Linked DNA regions of Homo sapiens: region 1 is linked to region 2. Evidence: chromatin loops called from intact Hi-C (ENCODE). Cell type or tissue: A673. All regions are shown on one strand. Links, peaks and the distances in the headings refer to the core of each region. The heading gives the core; the rest is flanking DNA.

Region 1 (7,842 bases), core at 1,140-6,139, 870 kb before region 2:
TCACCTTTACAAAAATCTGGGGTGGGACAGTTATTTACTACAAACTTCACTGAGTAACTGCGCCACCTCTTGATAAAATTTGTTTGTTGATTTCAAGTGGATTGTATAAAAGGGAAAAGCATGCAACTGGGGGCAACCTGAGCCTAGCTCCAGATTTTCTGTCTAAAATAAAAATAAGCTGTTTATCTTAAAAAATGTCAGTTTATCTAGAGTTCATCGACCACCCCACTTACTCCTGCTAGTTAGCCCAGTGGGTTGGGGCTCTAGGTGGTAGTAACCTGAGATGAGTTCAGGAGCTCCCAAATTAGCAGTCTGGAGCCCAGTCACTAGCTAAATGCATAAGGAGATCCCAAGCAGAGAGCCACCCAAGGTGCCCCATTTCCGAGCTGCATCTGCTCTTGTAGCCTCTGTATGTTAGAGACCAGGGTCCCATCACCATTGAGTTATGAGCCCAACATCGGACGCCAGAAAATCAGTGCGATCTCTTGGCCCCCAAACCCAGCTGGCTCCCAGAAAGAGCAGAGCAGTCGCAGCTTCTGTCACTCTCCCAACAGGCAGACATAAACAAGCAACAGAAGGAATTGTTCTCTCCCCCGAGGGAGGCAACATGCATTAAAAAGACATGAACCTCTTCCTACCTTGCATCCAAACATCAACGATAAAGTGTTGTTGGTGCAAGCAACTTTGCAGTGGCAAATCATTGGTGTAAAACAGTCAGGGTCCTTAACAACAGGGGACATTCCTTCCGGGCTGCGGCAGTGGCAGCTCGCTGGGGGACCCAAACGCTGTGCTCGCCGGGCACATGGAGCGACAGCCTAGACCGAGCTGCCGCTTCGATCACTGCCCCCTGCACCCGCCGTGGCCATCCCGGAGCCCCGGTGGAAGCAACGCCGCGGGCAAGTACCGAGCCTCTCGGGGTCTCCCTTCCCTGGGGAACGAGGCGTGTGGGGGGAGGGACAGAACCAAGAAAGAATTTTTCCCCCTACGGTGAATTTGGGGGAGGTAAAATAAAAATAAAATAAAATAAAAATAAACCATAAAAATAAAAGGAAGCCAGGCACTTAGAGGAGGGTTCAAAGGAGGTGGGGCAGTATTAGCATGTAAAAGGATGTGCCCGCCTACTCTCCCCAGTCACACAAGATTGTCATGCGAGCTGAAGGGGGCTGAAATTATTCCCTCTGAAGAAGAAGAAGAAGAAGAAAACATACTGCAGCTCCCGATTTGGTAAAAAGCCAGTGGCTTGCTGCAATCCAGAGTCACTGTGGGGAGCGCTGGCCGGGCAAGTGGGGTGGGAGGAAGGGGCTGAGAAAGGGAGGAAGCGCTGTGCTTGCCAGACTGGCCCTGCCTTTGGGCGCTCTTGGTGCCACGAAGGAGTCCCCAGCGTGGGAGCGCGGGACCTCCCCGCGCTGACGTGACCCCGAGACTGCATTTGGCCCCCACCGCTACAGCCACCCGAGGGTAGAAGACCTCCGAGGCCGACTTCCCGGGAAGGGGAGGCCCGCTCGGAGCGCGGCAGGGAACTTCCTCCCAGCCCTTTGACAACAGCATGCCTTGCCGGGGGCAGAGGGCCAGCAAAGAAATCTGGGGTAGAAAACAGGCTCAAAATGATTTCGCTGGTGCCCTACGAGGTTGACTTCTGGTTCAGCGAGCCTACTCACTCCCTGGGTAGGGAAGCGGCCTCAGAACCAAGGCTTTATTTGACATAACATTTGTCAAACTCAAAAAAGAAGTGTCTGCCCCTTCCCCACCTTGATGTCTTTGAGACTCCAGGAAACCCCAGAAGTAGTATTTATGTTGTTCCAGAAGTATGAATGACAAGACTGATGGATGTTTTATTGTTTGTTTGTTTTTTTGTTTTTAACTGAGGCTGTCAAAATTGCAGAAAGACCAAAAAAAAAAAAAAATCAGCATGTGGCTGGCTGGCACAGCTGCAAAATTGCTTATGGAAGACAAAAACAAATGTGATAAGAAGGGTGTGGGGGTAGGAAGTGGGTAAAACTAGCACTCTTTGGGTGCCACCTGGGTGCCTGGCACTATGCCTCACAGATGGTTGGTAGAAAGAGAGCAAAACATCCGAGTTTGGAAACAGATTCTGGCTCTGGTGCTAGATGTGGCTTTGTGTAAGTCATTTACATTATCCAAACCCCTGTTTGCTTACCTGTAACTAGATGGTATTAACCCCTAACCTAAAGGGTTGTCAGGAAGACTAGACAGATATACTGAACAACACATTCCTGTGGTAAGCCCCAGTACATGGTAGCTGCTCTTAACTTACATAGCTTATTTCATTTCTTAGCTTCAGAGGTAGATATTATTTGACATATTTTTTTTCTAGGGGAAGAAACTGAGCCCCTTAGTGTTATATCACTTGCTCAAGTCACATAATCAATAAACCTGAAGGTTAGGTTCAAAGAAAAGTAGTAGAGGAGAGTTTAGAAAACAGCATCATGAGAGACATAACACACTTCTCCAGAAACATGTTCCAAAGTCTTCAGATTTATTTGGGAAGGACCAGGACTGTCACATTTACATGAATGTGGTAATTCCAAGACACTTAACAATTTGGTGCTAAATTCAGAAATCCCACCTGAAATACAGGAACAACATAGTCAAAAGTATCCATGGCAAACTGTTAGAACCACATCCTCCTGATGCAATTCCATCAGAATGTCAGACCACCTATATCCGAAACTAATAAGAGCCTCAATATCATGGTATGCTTCCTCCTTAGAAAGTTTAAATGTATTGGTTAGAACAAAAGAACATACCAACTTGTAAACCTTTAAGTCAAAGACAGTGCCTTATAACATGCCTTTGCCCCACCCATATCCAAAATACTCTCGTCCCTTCTCCCAAGTTAATAGAAAATAAACCTGATTATGTCATAATTCTCTATGATGCTTATTATAAATATGGATTATGAAGCCCAACCCTACATTTTCATCCCATAGGCCAGTAGAATGTCAATAAATCTACATTTTAATCAGCCCCCTTGTGAGAGGAATGCAAGTCCTCTTTATGAAATAAGACTTATCTGAAGGAAACTCAATATGGAACAAAGTATGAGCAAAATTCAACACGGAAAGACCCTCAGAGTTGAGTTACACCTGGTTCTAACTGTAGAGGGCAGCCATGCCTAAGGTTTTGGGATTCTTACACTAAGTGCAGAAGTCCTTGCCTAGTAGATTTCTCCATTAGGAATCAGTACTGATTCAATCTAATGAATAGCTGGAGGGACTCAGGAGGTCTAATCTATACGTTCTTAAATGTACTAGGTCACATTTTAGGAGCAAAACTCTGGTCTGAGGCCTTCTGTGAAAATTTAAAGTCAAATGTACAGATTAAGTATATCCTTTACCATTTTATTCCTTTATGTTAGCATAAAAAGTGTGATTGTGTGAGCACTCCCACCTACAGAGCATCTATAATTACGGCTGGTTTTTCCAAGAGAATAGATCCTAAAAAAGCTGTACAACATTTCCCTTATTCATTAGCCTATAATTTGGATTTCAAACACCCCAAAAGTATTGTATGCTCCATATTGTGATGTTCCAATAATATCTAACACAGTCTTTCCCTGATGAATTACCCAAGCTAAAGCTGACCTCCTATTCTAGGGCAGCATTAAGGCTGCTATGTGCAAGTTATTCCCCATTTTACAGTTTGTGCTAGTTTAGATTGATAAAGTGAAATGACAAAATATAAAACAAAATGTATATTTCATTTCCTTGACTTTTTATGTTTAACTTTAATCAGTGAGAGTTCATTTCTCTGTATGTGCATGTGTATGTGTTTATCTGTTATCCGTTTATATGTATTAGAGAAAATGCTTTCCCTTAATTCTCCTCTCCAAATAATAACTCTGGGGTAAATTGGAGGGGAAGATGAGGGGGAAAGTGGTTTCCATGACAATGCATTCCATAGTTACAGCCAGTAACCACTATTATTAAAATAAATGAATTACTGTTACCTTAAGATACCAACACATTGCATTACTGGTTTGAAAAGCACTAATTTGAGAGTGTACTGCATGGGGGTGTACTGCAATATTTTTAGGAGATATTACTAGGAAATGCAAGGAGATGACGCATTCATTTTTATAGTCAAAATAACTACTCTTAATTAGACCTTTCAATGATTGATAAAATTTACAGTTCTTCCTAATAATTATCACTTTTATAAAATGATGCATCACAACAATACACTATTAAGCATTTCTCCTAATGACAACTTTCCTCAAAATGGACTCATAATTACAAAAAACAGGATTATCAATAAATGTAACCAGGTTTTAATTTTGATCTTGTATTTATTATTGTTATACTTAATCAGAAACTGGGACACAGTAAGAGGCATTAGCTAGTTATGCATCTTTTTTCTTTGCTGATCCTTTTCATAGCAATTTTTAAAAAAGGGGTTGTTCATGTTGCGAGGGAAAAGAATAGATTGGCTACTAGGAGCCATGGTGCTGTTTCCTACTCTCTGCCTCTGTGTGACTTTGAGCAAGCTACTCAGCCTCTCTAAGCTTCAGTTTCCTTTTTTATTAAGATGAAATAGGTATACTAGATTATTTCTAAGTTTGCTTCCAATGTTGAAGTTCTCTGAGTGATCTTCTAAATACATTTTTATGAATGTAAAGTAAATTTGAGAAACCATTTTGTTCAGTTACCTATCTTCAGAAAATTTGCTCTTCTATAACACTTACTATTTGATAGGCACTAATATCATGCTTGCTATGTACACTGTTCTGAATTCCACAGAGTGCTAGAGCCAATCCTACTCATGACAGCTGGTTGTGTGTAACTCGGTCTAATTCCACATTCAGTGACATCATGCTAGTAGCTTTGAATCAGTCATGAGAGAATATTTATACCATGTAAACTAACAAACACTACAATTCAGGACTTTTTTCTGCAAAAAACCTTTTACCAGTATAGCACTGGTCTAAGTACTTTAACTACATTAATATATTTAACCATCACAATCACTCAATCTTACCAAAAAAAGGAAAGCAAATGACAGGGCGAGATTAAGTAATGCCCAAGGTAACAAAATTGGTATACTAATCAGCTAAATGAACCAACTAACAAAAATATTTTTGATGACTTTCAATCACAAATGTTTATTTCTTCCTCATGTTAGATGTCCTTCATAGCTTAGCTATCATTCTAGCCCATGTTGTCCATTGGCAGAAGAGTACGGTCTATCAGTAGCTTCTGTCAGATAGAAGAGTAGCCACTATCTAATGTTCTCATGGTGGAAGGAAAAATGATCAATGGCTGAATATGCAGCAGATCTTAAAACATCTGTTCAGACATTAAAAACATCTTCCAGCTTACATTTTATTAGCTAAGGAATGTCATGTGGTCAACCTGATGACAAAGGTTGGGGAATGATAATTCTTTCAGGGGGAGGAAAGAGAGAATATTGATAACAGTAATATAAGAGACTATGGCTTATTCGAGTGACAGAATTGAGATCTGAAGCCAAGCCACCTGATTTGAGGATCTAAGGTCTTAACAAATAGACTATCCCAGCTATCACTAATAGCTAATACATCCCAATTTTTCATCTACTCTCTATAATAGTGTTTGTTATTTAGTAACTCTTTGAGAGAATTCTTCCTTATGACCCCTATAAGGAAAGCATAGTTTTTAGATAACACATGAACTTTGGAGACAATCAAACATATAAGGTTTTGGCATTATTAGCTGTGTGATTTCAACCTTTAAATCCCTTTCCCTCTCCTCTCCTACTGTAAATTGAAGTCCACTTATTTCATTTAATCTTTAGTAGAGATGTTTTCATGTAAGTGGAACATTGCATTTTTATCATTGAGTTTCCTGAAACATGTAAGGCAGAGAGGGATATGAATGTCTTTCTGCCATCAATGAGTTTACAAACCAGTTGACTAGGTTACTCTGAAATGAGAGTAACGAAGCTCTTCCTAACAGTAACAAAGTATATACAATTAAGAACGAACAAATATACTCAAAGTCCATACAAATGATTGACCAATCTAGTTAACTTATCTAAGCTACCATTTCTTGTTCCGTAAAATGGTGATAATACTATAGCATTGCTATAAGGCTTGAATGAGATAACATATTGCAAAATGCCTGTCATCTTTATCTGGTTTGTATTAGCCACTCAGTAAATTATAAAGGCTTTGTGTCACTTGTCTGATTTTTTTTTTAATGAAAGTTAACAGAAAAGAATAAACCTATTAGACTCACCCAATATGTATAATCTCTTTATACTGAACAATTCTAAATCTTTAACCTTTCTTAACAAGTTTTACTGTCTCAGTGACTCTCCTTAGACCCTTTCTCAGCTCTTCCATACTCCTCTTACTGAAGAACACACAAATGCAATGATACATTCTCAGACCCCATATAAATGGACTCTAATATGCATCATGTTCCCCCATAATTGTCAACCCTTTGTGTTCACTGTAATTTATTTATTATTATTATACTTTAAGTTCTGAGGTACATGTGCAGAATGTGCAGTTTTGTTACATAGGTATACACGTGGCATGGTGGTTTGCTGCAACCATCATCCCGTCTCCTACGTTAGGTATTTCTCCTAATGCTATCCCTCCCATACCCCCTACCCCCAGGCAGGCCCTGGTGTGTGATGTTCCCCTCCCTATGTCCACGTGTTCTCATTGTTCAACTCCCACTTATGAGTGAGAACATGCGGTGCTTGGTTTTCTGTTCTTGTGATAGTTTGCTGAGAATTGTGGTTTCCAGCTTCATCCATGTCCCTGCAAAGGACATAAAGTCACCCTTTTTATGGCTGCATAGTATTCCATGGTGTATATGTGCCACACTTTCTTTATCTGGTCTATTTTTGATGGACATTTGGGTTGGTTCCAAGTCTTTGCTCTTGTGAATAGTGCTGCAGTAAACATGCGTGTGTATGTGTCTTTATAGTAGAATGATTTATAATCCTTTGGGTATACACCCAGTAATGAGATTGCTGGGTCAAACGGTATTTCTGGTTCTAGATCCTTGAGGAATTGCCACATGGTCTTCCACAATAGTTGAACTAATTTACACTCCCACCAACAGTGTAAAAGTCTCCCTATTTCTCCACATCCTCTCCAGCATCTGTTGTTTCCTGACTTTTTAATGATTGCCATTCTGACTGGCATGAGATGGTGGTTTTGATTTGCATTTCTCTAATAACCAGTGATAATGAGCATTTTTCATATGTCTGTTGGCTGCATAAATGTCTTCTTTTGAGAAGTGTCTGCTTATATCTTTTGCCCAGTTTTTGATAGGGTTGTTGCCTTGTAAATTTGTTTAAGTTCCTTGTAGATTCTGGATATTAGCCCTTTGTCAGATGGATAGATTGCAAAAATTTTCTCCCATTCTGTAGGTTGCCTGTTCACTCTGATGATAGTTTCTTTTGCTGTGCAGAAGCTCTTTAGATTAATTAGATCCTGTTTGTCAATTTTGGCTTTTGTTGCCATTGTTTTTGGTGTTTTAGACGAAGTCTTTGCCCATGCCTATGTCCTGAATGGTATTGCCCAGGTTTTCTTCTAGGATTTTTACGGTCCCAGGTCTTACATTTAAGTCTTTGACCCATCTTGAGTTGATTTTTGTATAAGGTGTAAGGAACGGGTCCAGTGTCAGTTTTCTGCATATGGCTTGCCAGTTTTCCCAATGCCATTTATTAAATAGGGAATCTTTTTCCCATGGCTTGTTTGTGTCAGGTTTGTCAAAGATCTGATGGTTTTATATGGTGGTGTTATGTCTGAGGCCTCTGTTCTGTTCCATTGGTGTATATATCTGTTTTGCTTCCAGTACCATGCTGTTTTGGTTACTGTAGCCT
Region 2 (7,842 bases), core at 1,855-6,854:
GTCTTGTTTCAATTCTCAAGGGGAGTGCTTTCAACTTTTCCCCATTCAGTATAATGTTTGCTGTTGATTTGTCATACACAGTTTTTATTACCTTAAGGTATGTCCCTTCTGTGCTAATTTTGCTGAGAGTTTTAATCATAAATGAGTGCTGGATTTTGTCAGATGCTTTTTCTCCATCTATTGAGATGATCATGTGATTTTTGTTTTTAATTCTGTTTATGTGATATATCACAGTTTTTTTTTTTTTTCTAAGATGGAGTCTCACTCTGTCACCCAGGCTGGAGTGCAGTGGCATGATCTTGGCTCACTGCAACCTCTGCCTCCCAGGTTCAAGCTATTCTCCTGCCTCAGCCTCTGGAGTAGCTGGGACTACAGATGTGCACCACAATGCCCGGCTAATTTTTTTGTATATGTTTTTTGTAGTGACAGGGTTTTGCCATGTTGGCCAGGCTGATCTTGAACTCCTGACCTCATGATCCACCCTCTCAGCCTCTCAAAGTGCTGGGATTACAGGCGTGAGCCTCCACACCCAACCTGTATCACATTTATTGACTTGCAGATGTTAAACCATCCCTGCATCCTGGTATGAAAACCACTTGATTATGGTGTATGATCCATTTGATATGCTCTTAGATATTGTTAGCTAGTATTTTGTGGAGGATTTTTGCATCTATGTTCATCAGGGATATTGGTCTGTAGTTTTCTTTTTTTGTTATGTCCTTTCTGGGTTTTGGTAAATCCCAGAATGATTTAGGGAGGATTCCGTCTTTCTCTATCTTTTGGAATACTGTCAATAGGACTGGTACCAATTCTTTGAATGTCTGATAGAATTCAGCTGTGAGGCCATCTGGTCCTGGACTTTTTTTTGTTGGTAACTTTTTAATTACTCTTTCAATTTCGCTGCTTGTTATTGGTCTGTTCAGAGTTTCTATTTATTCCTGATTTAATCTAGAAGGGTTGTATATTTCTTGGAATTTATCCATCTCCTCTACATTTTCTAGTTTGTCCACATAATGGTGTTCAGAACAGTCTTGAATGATCTTTTGTATTTCCGTGGTATCAGTTGTAATAGCTCCCATTTCGTTTCTAATTGAGCTCATTTGGATCTTCTCTCTTCCTTTCTTGGTTAGTCTCACAGTCTATCAATTTTGTTTATCTTTCAAATAACCAGGTTTTGTTTCATTTCTCTTTTGTATTTTTTTGTTTTGATTTCATTTGGTTCTGCTCTGATCTTTGTTACTTATTTTTTCTGTTAGGTTTGGGTTGGTTTTTCTTTGTTTCTCTAGTTCCTTCAGGTGTGACTTTAGATTGCCTATTTATGCTCTTTCAGACTTTTTGATGTAAGCATTTAATGCTATGAACTTTCCTCATAGCACTGCTTTTGCTGTGTCCCAGAGGTTTTGACAAGCTGTGTCACTACTATTGTTCAGTTCAAAGAATTTTTTAATTTCCATCTTGATTTCATTGTTGACCTAAAGATCATTCAGGGGCAGATTATTGAATTTCCAAGTATTTGTATAGTTTTGAGGGTTCCTTTTGGAGTTAATTTCCAATTTTATTTCACTGTGGTCTGAGAGGGTACTTGATATTATTTTGATTTTCTTAAATTAATATTGAGACTTGTTTTGTGGCCTATCCTATGGTCTATCTTGGAGAATGTTCCATGTGCTGATGAGTAGAATGTATATTCTGCGGTTTTGGGGTAGAATGTTCTGTAAATATTTGTTAAGTCCATTTGTTCTGGGTATAGTTTAAATCCATTGTTTCCTTGTTGACTTTCTGTCTTGATGACCTCTCTAGTGCTGTCAGTGAAGCATTGAAGTCCCCCACTATTATTGTGTTGCCATCTATCTCATTTCTTAGGTCTAGTAATAATTATTTTATAAATTTGGGAGCTCCAGTGTTGGGTGCATATATATTTAGGATTATGATATTTTCTTGTTGGATGGATCTTTTTATCATTACATAATGTCTCCCTTTGTCTTTTTCAACTGTTGTTGTTTTAAAGTCTGTTTTGTCTGATATAAGAATAGCTACTCCTGCTCACTTTTGGTTTCCATTTTCATGGGGTATCTTTTTCCACCCCATTACCTTAAGTGAGTTCTTATGCGTTAAGTGAATCTCTTGAAGAGAGCAGATACTTGGTGGGTGGATTTTTATCCATGCTGCCATTCTGTATTTTTTAAGTGAGCATTTAGGTCATTTACATTCAACATAAGTACTGAGATGTGAGGTACTGTTTTATTCATCGTGCTAGCTGTTGCCTGAACATCTTGGGTTTTTTCTTTTTGTTAGTGTTTAATAGGCCCTGTGAGATTTACACTTTAACGAGGTTCTATTTTGGTGTATTTCGAGGTTTTGTTTCAGGATTTAGATCTCGTTTTAGCATTTCTTGTGGTGCTGACTTGGTAGTGATGAATTCACTCAACATTTGTTTGTCTGAAAGATGACCTTATCTCTCCTTCATTTATGAAGCTCAGTTTTGCTGGATACAAAATTCTTGGCTGAAATATACTGTGTTTGAGGAGGCTAAGGATAGACCCCAATTCACTTCTGGCTTATAGGGTTTCTGCTGAGAAATCTGCTGTTAATCTGATAGGTTTTCCTTTATAGGTTACCTGATGCTTTCGCCTCACAGCTCTTGAGATTCTTTCCTTTGTTCTTGACTTTATATAACCTGATGACAACTATGTGACTGGGTAATGATCTTTTTGTGATGAATTTACCAGGTGTTTTTTGAGCTTCTTGTATTTGGATGTTTAGTTCTCTGGTGAGGCCAGGCAAGGTTTCCTCAATTATGTTTCCCAAACTTTTAGATTTATCTTCTTCCTCAGGAACACCAATTATTCTTGGGTTTGGTTAACATAATCACAAATTTCTTGGAGGCTTTGTTCATTTTTTTTTCTTTGTCTTTTTTGGATTAGGTTACTTCGAAAGCCTTGTCTTCAAGCTCTGACATTCTTTTTCCTACTCATTCAACATCATTGTTGAAACTTTCTGGTGCATTTTGTATTTCTCTAAGCGTGTCTTTCACTTCCAGAAGTTGTGATTGTTTTTTCTTTACAATATCTATTTCTCTGTAGCATTTTTCATCCATATCCTGTATTGTTTTTTAAATTTGTTTAAATTGGTTTTCCCCTTTCTCTGGTATCTCCTTGAGTAACTTAATTATCAACCTTCTAAATTCTTTATCTGGCAATTCAGAGATTTTTTTTTATTGGTTTGAATCAATTGCTATGAAGCTAGTGTGGTCTCTTAGGGGTGTTGTAAAACCTCATCTTGTCATATTTTCTGATTCCTTCTCATTTGGGTAGACTATTTCAGTGGAAAAATCTGGAACTCAAGGGCTGCTATTTAGATTCTTTTGTCCCATGGGGTGGTCCCTTGATGTGGTACACTGCCCCTTCCCCTAGGGATGAGGCTTGCTGCAAGCCAGACTGCAGTGACTGGTATTGCTCTTCTGAGTCTAGCCACCGAGTACGGCTACCAGGCTCCGAGCTGGTGCTGGGGAATGTCTACAAACAGTCCTGTGATGCGATCCACCTTCAGGTCTCCCAGCCATGGATACCAGCGCCTGCCCTGTTGGAGGTGGCAGGGGCGTGAAATAGACTCTGTGAGAGTCCTTGGTTGTAGATATGTTTAGTGTGCTGGCTTTCTCAAATGCTGGTTATGCTAGCAGTGACACTGTCACGTGGACAGATTTAGGACCACTGGTTAGCCAGGATGTTGCAGGGCACACGGAATTAGCTGTTGTTTTCCTCTTCCTTGGAGCAGCGTTATTCTGTCATTGAGTTGCTGCAACGTCCTGAGTTGGTCAGACTACAGGCAGAAGGTGGTGCTTTCAAGAGAGCACCAGCTGTGATAGAAGAGGGGGGATATAAGCTTGCCCTAAGTTGACCAAGATAAGTGTTCAGGTTTCTCAAGTAATGGGCGGGGTCATAAAGCTCCCAAAAGTTTATGTCTTTCATGATCCACTACTGGGTATAGAGAAATACTGTCAAGTCAGGGCAGGGTTAGGCAGATCTGAGCTCAGACTCCCCTTGGGTGGGGCTTGCTGCAGCCACTGTGGGGGTGTGGGAGGGGTGGTTCTCGGGTTAAATTCCAAAGGGGATTATGGCTGCCTCTGTTGCCAGGAAAGTGAGGGAAAGCCAGTAGCGATAGGCCCCACCCAGCTTTTACCCAGTTGGTGAGGCCTGTCTCACTCCCACTGTGCCATCTAAAACCACTGAGTTTGTCTCCAGGCAGCCTGCACATGGGACTCAGACCTAGCCCCAAGTTATAAGTTTCCCAGCTGAGAAAGCAAGCAGGGCTTTCAGGTTACACCCCTCCCCATCTGCCCACATTGTCCCCCATGACTCCTCCTCTCCTTTCTGCCGCAGTTCCTGCTTGCCCCCACATTCTGCTCAAGAGAGTTTGTGCCCAGTCAAAATTATTGTAAAAATCACAATTACTTTTGCGTAGTATCTAAACATTTTTTAATATAGTATAATAATATGAATTTGATCAGCTCAAGAAACTTCTAATGATTTTAACTGTTTAATCCAAATAACCATTTACTTCAAAGGACTCATCACAATTATACTTATTTAATATCTTACTTGTTTAATGTAGTAGACAATGAGCTCCATGAAAACAAGGTGTACATCTCTCTCATCACTAAAACCCCAGAGCCTAATGTGGTGTCTCTTTGATAGTGGGAGATCAAATGTATTTTTTCAAATGAAAGAAATTTAATGAAGAACTGTTCATTCCATGCCAGATTTGGCTGAATTAGAACTGGTCCCTGCATTCAAGAAGCTCACAGTCTGCTGAGGGAGAGCAACATGTAATCAATAAACAATAGTACAATATAATAAGTGCTGTGCCAGAAATATAAACAAATACCATAGAAACATAAGGGAAGAAGTGATTAATTCTGCTTAAAGGTAGAAAATATTAAGAAGTTTTTGACCAAGTAATAAATACTCATTTCCTTGGGATGGATGTTTATACTAAGAAATAATGTCTATATCACATTCTATTAACTTGATTAGTTCCACAGTTCAGTAAAACATATTCTATATTGAAAAATTTTTTTAGATATTACTACGCTATTTCAGGACATCTTGAAAGGGCTTATTCCTAAAATAATCTTTTAGAATTTTTTTTATATTCTCTCTCTCTCTCTCTCTATATATATATATATAAATTCCCTGAAAGTAGTTCAACAACAAAAAGTAAAATTCAAGGCTATAATATTAATAATACTAGTTTGCTTGCTATAGGAAAACCTAGATGAGAAAGCCTATTGCTTTTTTGCCAGCTACCACATATTAGTTACAGTGATCATCACCAAATTTTCACTTATTATGTACTTAACAGAAATCACCAGATCCTTTCACACTCCCAACAATAGCTTTGGGGTTTCACTATCTCACTATATAGGGAAATCTCATATGCACTCAAAATAAAAGATTTTTTTCCTATATTAGCTACAGCACAAATAATAGCATCCTTCATTTAGAAACAACCAGCCTCATACTCATCTAAAGCACATAAATTTAGTTAAATGGTGCCATCTGGTGACATAAATCTTGCAGTAAATATAAAAGTCCTGAGTCAGAGTCCAGAATGATACCCAACCCTCTTGATGGCATCCAATCCAAAGTGTCTAATTTAACTTAAGAAATACTTGATCCTGCCTGACATGAAACACACAACTAATCACACTCAGTATATGGCCGTTTAACAAAGGGAATTATAACAATTGTTTGAGCCACATTTTATGCTCACCACTCTTGTTTCTCAACTCTTTGGAAGAGACTTGTATCTAACAGGATGCCCTATACAACTCCTAGAAGACATTTTAAAAGCATAAATATCAAGGACATTTTGAATCCCTGTTCCAGGCAGATCCATTTCCTCACTCTCCTTTGAACGTACATCAATGTGTATAATTTTCAACACTTCAAAATGTCACTTCCTTAAGAAAGCTGTCGACCAGGTGTGGTGGCTCACGCCTGTAATCCCAGCGCTTTGGGAGGCCAAGGCAGGCAAATCACAAGCTCAGGAGTTCAAGACCAGCCTGGTCAACATGGTGAAACCCCGTCTCTACTAAAAAAAAATACAAAAATTAGCTGGGCGTGGTGGCACATGCCTGTAGTCCCAGTTACTCAGGAGGCTGAGGCAGAAGAATCCCTTGAATGGGAGGTGGAGGTTGCAGTGAGCCAAAGATCAAGCCACTGCACTCCAGCCTGGGTGACAGAGCTAGACTTCATCTCAAAAAAAGAAGGAGAAAGCTGTCCCTGTTTCTACTGTTAAGGTTAAGCCTCTCATTCATAGCCAACTCTACTTCTTCTTTGTATATAAACTCTTGACGAAATTTTGTTTAATGCTTGTCTCCCCAGTGTGTATCATAGCGTTTGGCAAAGTGTTCAATAAATATCCTGTGAACGAATTAATGTGTAAATGGATGGTGAAAACATCCTTCTCTACTCTCTCTTCTAATGCAAATCCTATTAATAACAAGGCTCAGCTCAAGTTTACATTTTATATAAAACCTTCTCTAGCAACAACAATGTACAATAAGCCCATGCTTCTCCTATGCCATTTTAGTCTAGCCCCAAAAATTTAGTCCTCCACTATATGATGTTTTGTATTGTTTTTCATGTACATAAATATTACTTTCTTAATTGACCTTAAGCTCCTTAAGTGTAGGCATTTGGTCTTAATAGCATCCATCTGCATAAGTCTATGTAAATAAGTAAACACTTCATAAATACTTTGATAACTATTATTATTCAATTGCAATAACTAAAACACTTGTACTCTTTTTATTTAAATAAGTATTGTAAACAAATAAGTAGAAACATAATAGACCTTAGCAACTAAGAATTTCACCTTCACTGTTTTGAACAGTCAAGACTTATTTAAAGATCCATGATATGTAATTTGTTTGTTTCAACTGAAGCACATGCTTTGAGATTGTGAGTGGCAGCAAGCATTACCTAGGAAATGCCTCTCTCACATGGGCCAGCAACAACATATCAATGTAGCTTTATCCATAGAGATACTTATTGTAACAGAATTCTATCCATAGAATAATTATTGTAACATAAGTAGAAACTATCTTGTAACATAAATAGAAACTATCATTAATTATCCAAAGAGAAAAAAATCCCTTAAATGTTTTAGATATTCTATTGTAAGGCTGGGTGTGGTGCCTCATGCCTGTAACCCCAGCACTTTGGAATGCCAAGGTGGGAGAATCACTTGAGCCCAGGAGTTCAACACCAGCCTGGGCAAAATGGTGAAGTCTCCTTTCCGCAAAAAAAATTCAAAAATTAGCCAGGCATGACTGCGCATACCAGTAGTCCCAGGTACCAGGGAGGCTGAGGTGGGAGGATTGCTTGACCCCAGAAAGCAGAGGTTGCAGTGAGCTGAGACTGCACCACTGCACTCTAGCTTGGGCAACAGACAAGACTGAGAAAAAAGAAAGAAAAGAAAAAAAAAGAAAAGAAAAGAAAAAAGAAGGAAGGAAGGACGGAAGGAAAGAAAGGAGGGAGGGAGGGAAGGAAGGAAAATAAAAAGAAAATTAAAAATAAAAAGATATGCTACTATATTTTAAAAAGAAAATTGGACACCATAATGATAATTGTGAGTTTATGGATTACAAAGTACTCAAGATATGTCCCAGAATGATAATGGCTCATTATAGTCGTTACAGATTAAATCAGATCCTATAAAACACAAGAAGGAAAAAATGCCACTGTCATATTCTCCCAAGTTTAGTAATAATATTCACACACTGTTAATATATTACTTTCCCTGAATGGCCAAATACCTAACCATTTAGAACATAGG

The links. Hi-C counts contacts between places; a loop is a spot of excess contacts. Peaks named below come from ENCODE experiments on the same cell type or tissue, not always from the same donor. Only the 100,000 strongest peaks of a DNase experiment are listed, where the experiment ranks them.
Region 1: it touches region 2 in a loop (4-fold over the local background); 3 of 110 quality-filtered maps call a loop at or near these places.

Annotation. Positions count from the first base shown.
Region 1 is chr11:84,719,658-84,727,499 of GRCh38, forward strand. All of the region lies in intron 6 of DLG2 (discs large MAGUK scaffold protein 2), which reads right to left. It overlaps LOC124902727 (a long non-coding RNA gene), which reads left to right and starts at 755. Exons shown (of 4, transcript NR_189147.1): 1 at 755-896. In A673, for the core only: a CTCF peak has its summit at 3,119 (motif pointing right); a DNase peak (open chromatin) is centred at 1,524; H3K27me3 peaks cover 1,793 bases.
Region 2 is chr11:85,585,482-85,593,323 of GRCh38, forward strand. The region is part of intron 3 of DLG2 (discs large MAGUK scaffold protein 2); the gene reads right to left. Among named protein-coding and RNA genes, the nearest start is that of DLG2, 38 kb to the right of the region's middle. In A673, for the core only: a CTCF peak has its summit at 5,554 (motif pointing left); DNase peaks (open chromatin) are centred at 4,130 and 5,570.